2 separate regions of the Homo sapiens genome follow, and region 1 is linked to region 2. A link is a contact called in ENCODE Hi-C or POLR2A ChIA-PET data. All regions are on one chromosome and are shown on one strand. Each heading gives the region's core, a stretch centred on a gene start or an enhancer-like site at or near the end of the contact. The rest is flanking DNA. Distances are from core to core; before and after follow the strand shown. Region 1 overlaps RUNX1 (RUNX family transcription factor 1). Region 2 overlaps CLIC6 (chloride intracellular channel 6).

Region 1 (5,189 bases), core at 1,134-3,633, 290 kb before region 2:
CTGAGGAATATTAAAGAAACCCCCATATGGTATCCCCAAAGGGCTCCACCCTAAACATTTGGAGTAGGGGTCAGTATAGGGATTGGTGTGTGGTTGCCCTGAGAGTGTTTTAATGCTCACCATGGGCTGAGAGCTTTCAGAGAAAAAATCGTGTCATCTCCAAGATCTCACATTCTGGAATGTTCTTCCATCCACAGCTTCTACTCCTTCCCTGCCTATTCCACTCCTACAGATTGTACTTGCCGTCTTCATGGTGACCCCAGACACCTCTGGCTACCTCTGCTCTCCAAGCCAGTCAGCAAGCACCCTTTGACAAACCTAGTTCTGCCCCGATGGGCCTGAACCCAAGACTGGGTCACTCCATTGAGGTCCTGCTGGCAGCCTATTACTCCCTGCTCTGTCATCCCTATTGCAAGAAACTATGATGAGACCATAGGGAAATGAAGGACCCATCAATCTAATATCAATATTAAATTACTGTACCTTTCAATGGAGTGCTAAGTTCTTTACCTTCATTTATTAACTCAGGATGACCACTTACTTTCTCTGCTCTTGTTCTAAGTCTTCTAAGTATTATTGGAATCACATAACTACTTTGACACAATTTTTTCATCCTAACCTGTGCACTGAATACTCAATATATCCATGCACAACCTCCTACCATGCTATATATTTTGGGGCTATTCCAAACCTGGCCTGGGCTGCCAGCCCTGACCCCCATACCATGCAGCCTGTCCTCTGGGAAGATCCTGTCACCCCTGTATTCCTGAGAAGAGAAATGAGTTCTATGGAAAGTACCTGATCACTTCCTTCCTTCACATGACGGGGTCTATCTGCATCTTCATGTGACCTCTCTCTGATGGACATTGTATTTGCCCAACTACTTTGCAGACATGTGCCACATAACTGTGCTTCTGCACTCAAGCCCTCCAGCTTCCTCTAGAACTGTTCCATCAACCCTTCATTCCCTTCTTTTCCTTCCTGCACTTCTCTCCTCTCCACTCCTGGTCTCTCTCCACTGGCTGGGCATTTCTCTTGTCTTAAAATACTCTTCTTTTTGATTCTGCTATTTCTGCAAGCCACCAACTTCTTTCTCTTCTTCCTTTTGCCACCACTTCCTCTGAAATAGTGAATCTCAAACCATTTTTCCTCCACAGCGCACCAAAGAGCCGTAGCTATTGCAGTGGCCTCCCCCACAGATAAGTTATATGGAAGACTGTGTATAGTTCTATAGTTTTTTTTCTGCCCTCATATGGGACCTTCTGGTGCACAATGACATACTGAGATTGGCCACTTTGCTAACTGATTTGCTACTCTGGGGCTTATAGTCTAGGCCACTTCATCCTCCAAGAACAAATTATCCATCCTTGGCCTTGCTTTTTCACACTGTGATGATTTCTTCTGTTATCTTATTATCACTGCTTTTTCCACATTTTTTTCTCTAGCTACTCTTCCTTCTCTCTTACTCCAAATACATCCTAGACCCTGTCCCAGGCTCTCTTCTCTCTCTGGTCCACCTTGTTCCCTTTGTGAATCTGGCCACTCTTGTCTTGAACACCATAGACCCATGACTGGCAACTCTAACCCTCCAGCTCAGCCCATTTCTGGGTGCTGGCCTTATTTTCAATTGACTTCTGAACACATCCACTGGGGATGCCCCTCTGAGGAACCTTGAGGCAAATATGTCCCCAGCTGAATTAATCATCTTCTCAGATTTTCCAGCTCCCCTATTTCTGGCAGCAGCACCATTGGCCCCTGAGTCAGCAGGGCTAAACTTCAGAGTTAATGGTGATGACCCTGCTCCACCCCCACACCAAACCACTAGCTAAGTTTTAGCTACTCCACTCTGCTATTTCTGCAAGCTACCAACTTCATTCTCCTCTTCCTTTTGCCACCACTTCCTCTGAAATAGTGAGTCTCAAACCATTTTCCCCCCACAACACACCAAAGAGTTATAGCTATTGCAATGGTCTCCTCCACAGATAAGTTTTATGGCAGACTGTGTGTAGTTCTAGGATTCTTAGTAATCTAAACCCCTGCCCCAGGTAGCCAAGAATCAAGTTTGTTGTACTCCCAGCACACAAAAGAGATTGTCTTAGATAAGACAGTAAAGAGATTGTATATCATTATCATTTCATGTAATTACCTTTTATTTGACATTTAGAACATGCTGTTAGATGTTCTGATAACCCAAAAATCAAAATGTTGATAACAACTTATGAAAAAGTGAAAGCTCTGTAGTAGAGTAATAAATTTATTTTGGTGTTATTAGTAGGGGTAGTAAATTTAAGTAGCTTTTCTTCTACCCTCATTTGTAAGTCTGTTAAGAGTTTGAGAGAAATAAGGGCCATTGTCTCTGGAAAGAATGACTCATTCAGTAGTTTAGCTTAGCGCTTCCTATGATTCACATCACCATTCGAGTTTCTAATGCTTAACCTTCCTAGAAGCTACAGTGAAAAACAAGACAGATGCCTGGAGTATGATTTGGTGGGTTCAATAAAGCCTTAATCCTCCAAAATTTCTACCTCATGCGCTTGCTGGTTAACAACACATTTAATGCCTTCTCTCTTTGTAACCTACCAGACATCATGGATGAGAGAAAGAACCAAAAAGGATGAAGAACTAGGTGCCTGGAATGTTCCTAAAGATTCACTTGGGAAACAGCTTAATATAGTGGACTTTGGCAACAGACCAACTAGGCTTCAAATCTTGGTTCTACCACCTAACGGTTATAAGACCTTGAAAGATGGTTTAACTTCTGAGTTCATTTCCTATTTCAAAAGTAAAGATAGGCCACATGCAGTGGTTCACACCTGTAATCCCAGCACTTTGGGAGGCCAAGGCAGGCGGATCCCAAGGTCAGGAGGTCAAGACCAGCCTGACCAACATGGTGAAACCCCGTCTCTACTAAAAATACAAAAATTAGCTGGGTGTTGTGGCACGCGCCTGTAATCCCAGCTACTCAGGAGGCTAAGGCAGGAGAATCACTTGAACCCGGGTGGCGGAGATTGCAATAAGCCAAGATCGCGCCACTACACTCCAGCCTGGGTGACAGAGTGAGACTCCATCTCAAAAAATAAAAATAAAAAAAGTAAACATAGTAATAGTATCGCAATCATTAATGAGGCTATATAAAACATAAACAGAAAATTGACAACTAGGTATGCTAAGAGGAGAGTGGATGGTAACTTTCCCAATCCAAACTCTCTCCTCCTTCCCTTTCTTTCTCTTTCTTTCCGTCACACACACACACACACACACCCCTTTTGACTTCATAATTGAGCCTTGGACTAACCCTGGGACCCTAGTAAGAGCTACCCCTTCATCAACAACAATCTTTATTTTACTTAATGAATGATGTAAATGGTAGTTCCCTGGGTAGCTTGGACTTAGAAGTCTATCCCTAGAAGAATTCTCTACACCTTGTATGTGGCACAAAAGACTAAATCCTTGGTAAGAAAGATGGTAGCGATTTATAGTTATAATGACTTGAGTAGATAAGCGCTAATATCCATGTGATAAAGGAAAGGCAGGAAATGGACAAAGGCATTTAGTGACCTGCGGATGAAATGAAGTGCCTTCTGTCTGTACGGCTCCTCCAGCATTGGCATGTACTAACGAATGTGCCCAGCGAACTGGCATTGAGCACTTCTGTCTCACTATCCAGCTGCATTTTTAGCAGCTGTTCTGAGACTCACCCTTGCAGGCTTTTGGCCAAGCATCAGCCCCATATAAAGAAGAGAGATTTGTTGAGGGGGGCTCCTTGCTGCACTGATGGCAATGACCTACAGATACAGAAAGACCGGTCTCAGAACCATTTTGTAGCTAAGGAAACAGATACAGCCATTGTGAAACATCAAGCCATATTATTATAGTGAAAAGAGACAAAAAAAAATAGGCCACCACTGGGTGTTTTGGAACATTTGAATAATCAAGCAAAATGGATTAAATTAACTATCAAGTAAAATCTTCTTTGAAAAATCAGTTACCAATATGGCAGGAAATAATATTATTCTGAATTCCATGGCTCATGTGGATCCAAATATTTGTAAAATCTAGTCATTACTAAATCCATAAATAATGAATACTCTTTTTTTTGGACTTTCAAATAAATTTTCCAGGAGAAAGTTAAATCCATTCCTGGGTGAGCTTAAGCTGATCCATGCAAAATCTATTCCTTGGCACCAGGCTTCTAGAATAGGTCCAGGGACTCCATATTTTTATTTGCTCAATGTTTCTTGTTTAAGGGGAAGCTTGAATAGTACCATTACAGATTTTCACATCTAATTTTCACCGAAATTCAGAAGAGTATTGCCATGCCTCACTTATCCTAAACAATAACAGATTTGTCATTCTGTCACCAGCAGAATTAAGTGTGTGTCCCAGGTTTCCATGGTTGGAACAAGGACTCCAAAGGGAAGCATCTATTTTTCTCACATCAGATTGGCGTGGAAGTTAAGGACTTCAAAACGAACTCCACAAGCAATGCTATTAAAGCCGCTTCCTCATGTTTAGACCCTCAGCTGTTGTTGATCTTAGGAGGGACCCTTCCACAGACTTGTCTTCTCCTTTGATATTTTAGCCTCTTAATAATTTTAAGTCAACCATCCATAGCTGACAGTTTTGCTGATAAAGTACCTTTATAATGATAGACTTGGTGTTTAAATTTCCGCCTACGTCTTCTCTAAGTTGGTGACCTAATTGTAGCTGATGCTTCCAGTAGAAATACTCACTTGGTAACCTCAAGCTATTTCTGGGCACAGCTGAAATAAAGCAAATTGCTTTTTAAGCTGATGATTCCAGGTTCTGTGTCTTATTTTCCATTTCTTCTTGTCCATTTTTCCATGTAAGTTTTATCTGCTACCTACAAACCATGAAAAACAAATTATTCCATTCAAATCTTTGGAAACGGCTGTTCACTGGCACACAATCACAGTGTCTTGATAGTTTTTCTGGTTTTGAATTTCTGGAAGGGAAATCCTCCTTCTGAGGAGACTTCACTTTCCGTCAGTAATGGGGAAAACTGTTTCCCTCGGGATAGCAGAGGTCATTTTAAAAGAGAACACTCAGCAGAAATGAAAATCCAAACAACTGATTTTTAATTCGTGTCTCTTTGTTCAGTGATGTTGGTCCTGATTCTGCCTATGAGACGGGAATAAAGAGAGATTTCGGGAAAAGTGTGAAGCCAA
Region 2 (4,911 bases), core at 130-2,629:
ATGCCATGGAGAAAAAGTGAGAATCCCTGCACCAAACCTCTAACAACCAAGGTGTATTAGTCCATTCTCACATTGCTACACAGAACTACCTGAGATGGGGTAATTTATAAAGAAAAGATGTTTAATTGGCTCATGGCTCTGCAGGCTGTACAGGAAGCATGGCTGGGGAGGCCTCAGGAAACTTACAATCATGGCAGAAGGTGAAGGGGAAGCAGGCACATCCTACATGGCTGGAGAAGGAGGAAGAGAGCAAAGGAGGAGGTGCCACACAGTTTTAAACAACCAGATTTCAGCCTGGGCAACATGGTGAAAACTTGTCACTACAAAAAAATACAAACAAAAAATAGCTGGGCATGGTGGCATGCACTTGTGGTCTCAGCTACTTGGGAAGCTGAGACTGGAGGATTGCTTGAGCCCAGGAGGTCAAGGCGGCAGTGAGCTGAGATCACACTGCTCTACTACCGCACTTCAGCCTGGGCAACAGAGCGAGACCCTGTCTCAAAAATAAAAAAGAGAAACAAAAAAATAACCAGATCTTGGCCGGGCGCGATGGCTCACGCCTATAATCCCAACACTTTCGGAGGCTGAGGCAGGAGGATCATGAGGTAATGAGATGAAGACCATCCTGGCTAACACAGTGAAACCCCGCCTCTACTAAAAATACAAAAAAAAAAAAAAAAATTAACCAGGCGTGGTGGTGCTGTAGTCCCCAGCTACTTGGGAGGCTGAGGCAGGAGAATGACGTGAACCCAGGAGGCGGAGCTTGCAGTGAGCCGAGATCGTGCCACTGCACTCCAGCCTGGGCGACAGAGCAAGACTCCGTCAAAAAAAAAAAAAAAAAGAAAACAACAACAACAACAACAACAACAACAGATCTCATAAGAACTCATTATGAAGAGAACAGCAAGGGGGGAGTTCTCTCCATGATCCAATCACCCGCCATCAGGCCCCTCCTCCAGCACTGGGGATCACAATTCGCTGTCAGATTTGGGCAGGGACACAGATCCAAACCCTGTCACAAGGCAAGACCACAACTCCTCTACGTCGACTTGTGAACTATAGTAACTGTTTCGACCTGAACTGTGGGCAGGCCTGCTTGTTCCTTCACATCACCTTTGGGGCCACAGCTTCTAATGGACAAGCTCCAAATGGAACTTTCTATTTGGCTTCACATGGTTATTTTTCGCCAATTTTTCAACTTGGCAAGAGTGATTTGAGGTCCCTCTAGCCAAAAATCTAACAGGGCACAGACCTGGATCATCACCACAAGAGGATGAAGGGACTACCCATGACATTTTGCCTTTTTAAATCTTGGTTCCTTACTATGGTTTTTAGAACCTACCCTCAAACGTCAAGGTAGGGAAACAACTTCTGGAGGCCATTGGTGCCCCCTAGTGGTCAAGAGATGCACTCATTTATCACTTTCCCTTTTACGGTCTCCATTCCTAATTAGGTTTTGTGGGAAAATGCTACAAGTTAGTTTTTAGCCCCTAGTGGGGGACTAAACCATCTAGATTTCCCTGGGACTCAGTGATTCCCTGCTACACAGGATTTTCAGTTTTAAAACCAGGAAAGTCCTGGAAAAACTAGGACAAGCTGGTCTTTCTAACCCCTGACAGACCTCCTAGACTTCACAAAAGAATCACCGGAAGAAGGCAATGTCTTTTTGTCTAGGCACCTCAAACAGAATTAGGACCTGAACAGTGTGCTTTTAAAAATGCATCTTGATTTGAGGTCAGCAGCTAGATGGTGCATACTTTGCCTTATGTTAGGAAAACAGCAATTTACGATTGGTAAATTATTTCTCGACTCTCATTAAAGAACAAGGGGTGGGGCTGGGGAGGAAGTCCAGTGGTGGGAGAGTAGGGTCACCCCATATGCTGGCAGAGCAGACCAAGAAAAAGAAATTCTAATTATCTCTAAAAGTGTTCAGACTCAGCTTTCTCAACTGGTTCAGAATTCCCCAGCTCTTCTGCAAAGTTCTTTAGAAATGCACAGCTCCCTGGAGGTGGGGGTCCGGGGAGGCACCTGCCTTCTCTTCCTCTTTCCTTATAATGTTTTTAAGTTTTAAAGAGGCCAAAGGCCTAGAGCAATCTATTAACAATGAAAAAAGTCCAGTCCTTCAAACATACTCAGGTCAGTTTCAATGACCAATATATGAAACTTCTCTGCAGCTGGGAGCTGGGAATTGTATAGTACTTTTTGTTTACACTGAAACTAGTGAGTAAACAGAAATATCTTAAGGGTTCTTAAGGGAATTATTATGAGATCAGGTTTAGAGCCAATATAGATTTTAGAACACTTCCTTTTAAAAGACTCCAGAAATCAGAGGCTTTGCAGTCAGGTAGAAAGCAGGTGATCATCTATGTGGTATGATTTGCGAGATCTGGGAGAATCCACCTATCTACAAATGCCCCCACCAGCCTTTCATGAAAGTCTGAATCACAGAGGATTGTCTAGAAAAAAGCCACAGTCCGTCAAGCTACATATGTGGTCATCTTCCCTCAGGCCAAACTAAAAGGGGGCACCAGCTCCAGTGACCTCTAACCTCCCCATGAGTTGACACTATCTGTCCATTTCCTTATACACAAAGTGAAGGTGTTCGTTTTCATAACTTTTCTATACCTTCTCAACGGTGACACCTTCTCAGAGGTGGCTGAAGAAGTGGCAAAGCTAAATGAGCACTCTTGTCTTAATAAATTACATTTTGTAAAGACATGCTTGTCAGATCTCTTTCTAAAAAGTTTGAGGCAGTTTTGAGAAACTGTCTTAGTGACTACAGCTGGTCATTGTTACCATAAAGTATCCTAGTATTCAAATGTTAAAATTAAGTCACCTGGAATACTGAAAAAAATAGCAACCTAAAATACTAAGAAGATTTGGATTGCTAAATTAAAGTTCTCAATAGATCTCATGGATGACACGTTCATTGAAAAGTTTTGCTTCATTTTAAAGGGCAAAAAGAACAAGAGCCACCTGTAGTCAATTACATCATCAGTTTCTCCTGCAGTTGCCTTCCTTAATGGAACAATTTCAACAAAAAAAGCACGCAAATGAACGGCTCTCAGCACAAACAAAATTGCTTGTAAAGGAGCAAGGCAATTGCACAATGTGCTGTAGGACCAAACACCAGATCAATGGTAGAGTGGGATGGTATTTTTCATTTAAATGCAAATTTGGTAAACCTTGCCCTATATCCTCATGTTTAAGAAACCTCATCTGTATCAACCTGCTAGTTTTCCCCGACACTCCCTTTTTTTTTTTCCTGGCCACAGAGATTGAAAGGAAAGCCTGTATTACTAAACCAAAACTTCGGGTTTCACAAGCTTTACACTTAAGCCAGCCTGACATTTTGCATTGGTGAAAGCAGACAAAAGAATCAACCAGGAGTGCATAAAAATCATATTATGTATTAAATCAGAAAACTTGGCTTTAAGCTTCAAGAGAAGGGAAATCAGGGTCAGAATCAAAAAAAAAGTGTGGCATTTAGGGAAATCACAACATTTTATTAGAACTATCAATATGTTCAGAGGAGTGACTTCTCCAGTTTTAACTGTTAGATTCCAGTTTTGCATTTCCTTGTAGTCTCTGAATCTTTACAAGTTAAAGGGTTCCTAGTTCATGGAAAATTTATTTGCTAACCTTGAAAGTTCTATGTCAGTGAGCAAAGACATACAATACCTCCCTGTAGAAGTTAGCAATTTAGAGAGAGAGCTTTAGGATACCTCAGACATTATGGAATTATCTGGAAACTTTACCTTCCCCCATTTTCCACTGTGAGTGACTACAACTATATGGCCTGGTTTGACCCACACGAGAGGAAGGCCGTGGCCCAAGACCAAAGGGGATCAGCTGCTCTCCAAACAGGGAGAAACACCAGCCTGACTGGCCAAGTCTGGGCTTTATTATAAGGAATTCTTTTCTGTGCCACATGCTTTTTTTTTTTTTTTTTTTTGACATGTATTATAACTCCTTTCCCACCCTCACCCTGGGGAAAAGAAAAGGAGGGGGCACCCACACTATTTCAGGATTCACTAACCCTGACCCAGGCTGAAATCAGCTTCATGTAATTGTCCATAAAGCAGTTGAGGAGCAGATATTCAAAGGCTCCTGTTTTCAAAGGGGGCAGTTGTGCTCAGTGACCAGGAAACCAATGTCCCTAACTGGCTGCGAATCATATGGCGAACACAGCAACCCAGTGTCAGGGTAATGAGTCACTTCATCTGCCACCTGCAGATGAACAAACACACCTACACCACACAAAGGAGAGGCTGGCATTTTCCAAATAAGCTCATGTGTTACGCTAAATCCAATCTAGGCAAGTCCAGTGACTTAAGAAACTGCCATATTTCAGTCCTGTGTTAAGGGATAAAGGAAAGTGAGGCTTTAGAAAACTGGAATTCGAAAAGGAGGCGATAAAATATATTCTCTACAGAGAATAACTTGCAAATATTTTACAATAAGGTACCAGCAGGCAATTAAATAGGGAAAGATATGTGCTTGTCTATTTCGAGAAGAAAATGTCATGTGATGATAACTTGGCTGTGCTGTGGGGTGACAGCACTGGCCTCGAGGCTGATCCTGCACCGCTGGATATCCAGGCAGCGCTGTGCCCTCACCCTCTCTGAGCTGTGAGCCGGACCAGAGAAAGATCCCCACTCACCCCACCCTCACCCATCAAGAGGTCTGTCCTTTGTCAGGGAATATACAAGGGTCTGGACATTCCTGCCGGAAGCTCCAAACAAGTTCCTGTGATCCAACTATGGGAAACAGACTCAGAAAATAATGAAAGTCTTTTCCAAGAATAAAGGAGAAGAAACTTGTCTAGCCTCAAGACTAGAGAGCTAGAGTCAGAATGGCTCCTAAAAGGAAAAGAGAAGAATCTGTTTGGATAAGACAGTGTGGAGCAAG

The links. Hi-C counts contacts between places; a loop is a spot of excess contacts on that map. ChIA-PET counts read pairs that join two places held with the same protein, here RNA polymerase II (POLR2A). Pooled maps may share reads with other maps.
Region 1: a pooled map shows a loop between it and region 2 (5-fold over the local background). The contact joins two enhancer-like sites. A Hi-C loop is called at or near these places in 8 of 37 single-sample maps with no recorded cell type and 7 of 50 pooled maps. POLR2A ChIA-PET finds 5 or more read pairs at or near these places in 1 of 52 experiments (activated CD4-positive, alpha-beta T cell).

Annotation. Positions count from the first base shown.
Region 1 is chr21:34,980,470-34,985,658 of GRCh38, reverse strand. All of the region lies in intron 2 of RUNX1 (RUNX family transcription factor 1), which reads left to right. Among named protein-coding and RNA genes, the nearest start is that of RUNX1-IT1, 56 kb to the left of the region's middle. Within about 2 kb of position 2,383, at least 10 of the 41 ENCODE cell types and tissues checked have a DNase peak (open chromatin) inside an H3K27ac peak, as active enhancers do.
Region 2 is chr21:34,689,906-34,694,816 of GRCh38, reverse strand. The region is part of intron 1 of CLIC6 (chloride intracellular channel 6); the gene reads right to left. Among named protein-coding and RNA genes, the nearest start is that of CLIC6, 23 kb to the right of the region's middle. Within about 2 kb of position 1,379, at least 4 of the 41 ENCODE cell types and tissues checked have a DNase peak (open chromatin) inside an H3K27ac peak, as active enhancers do.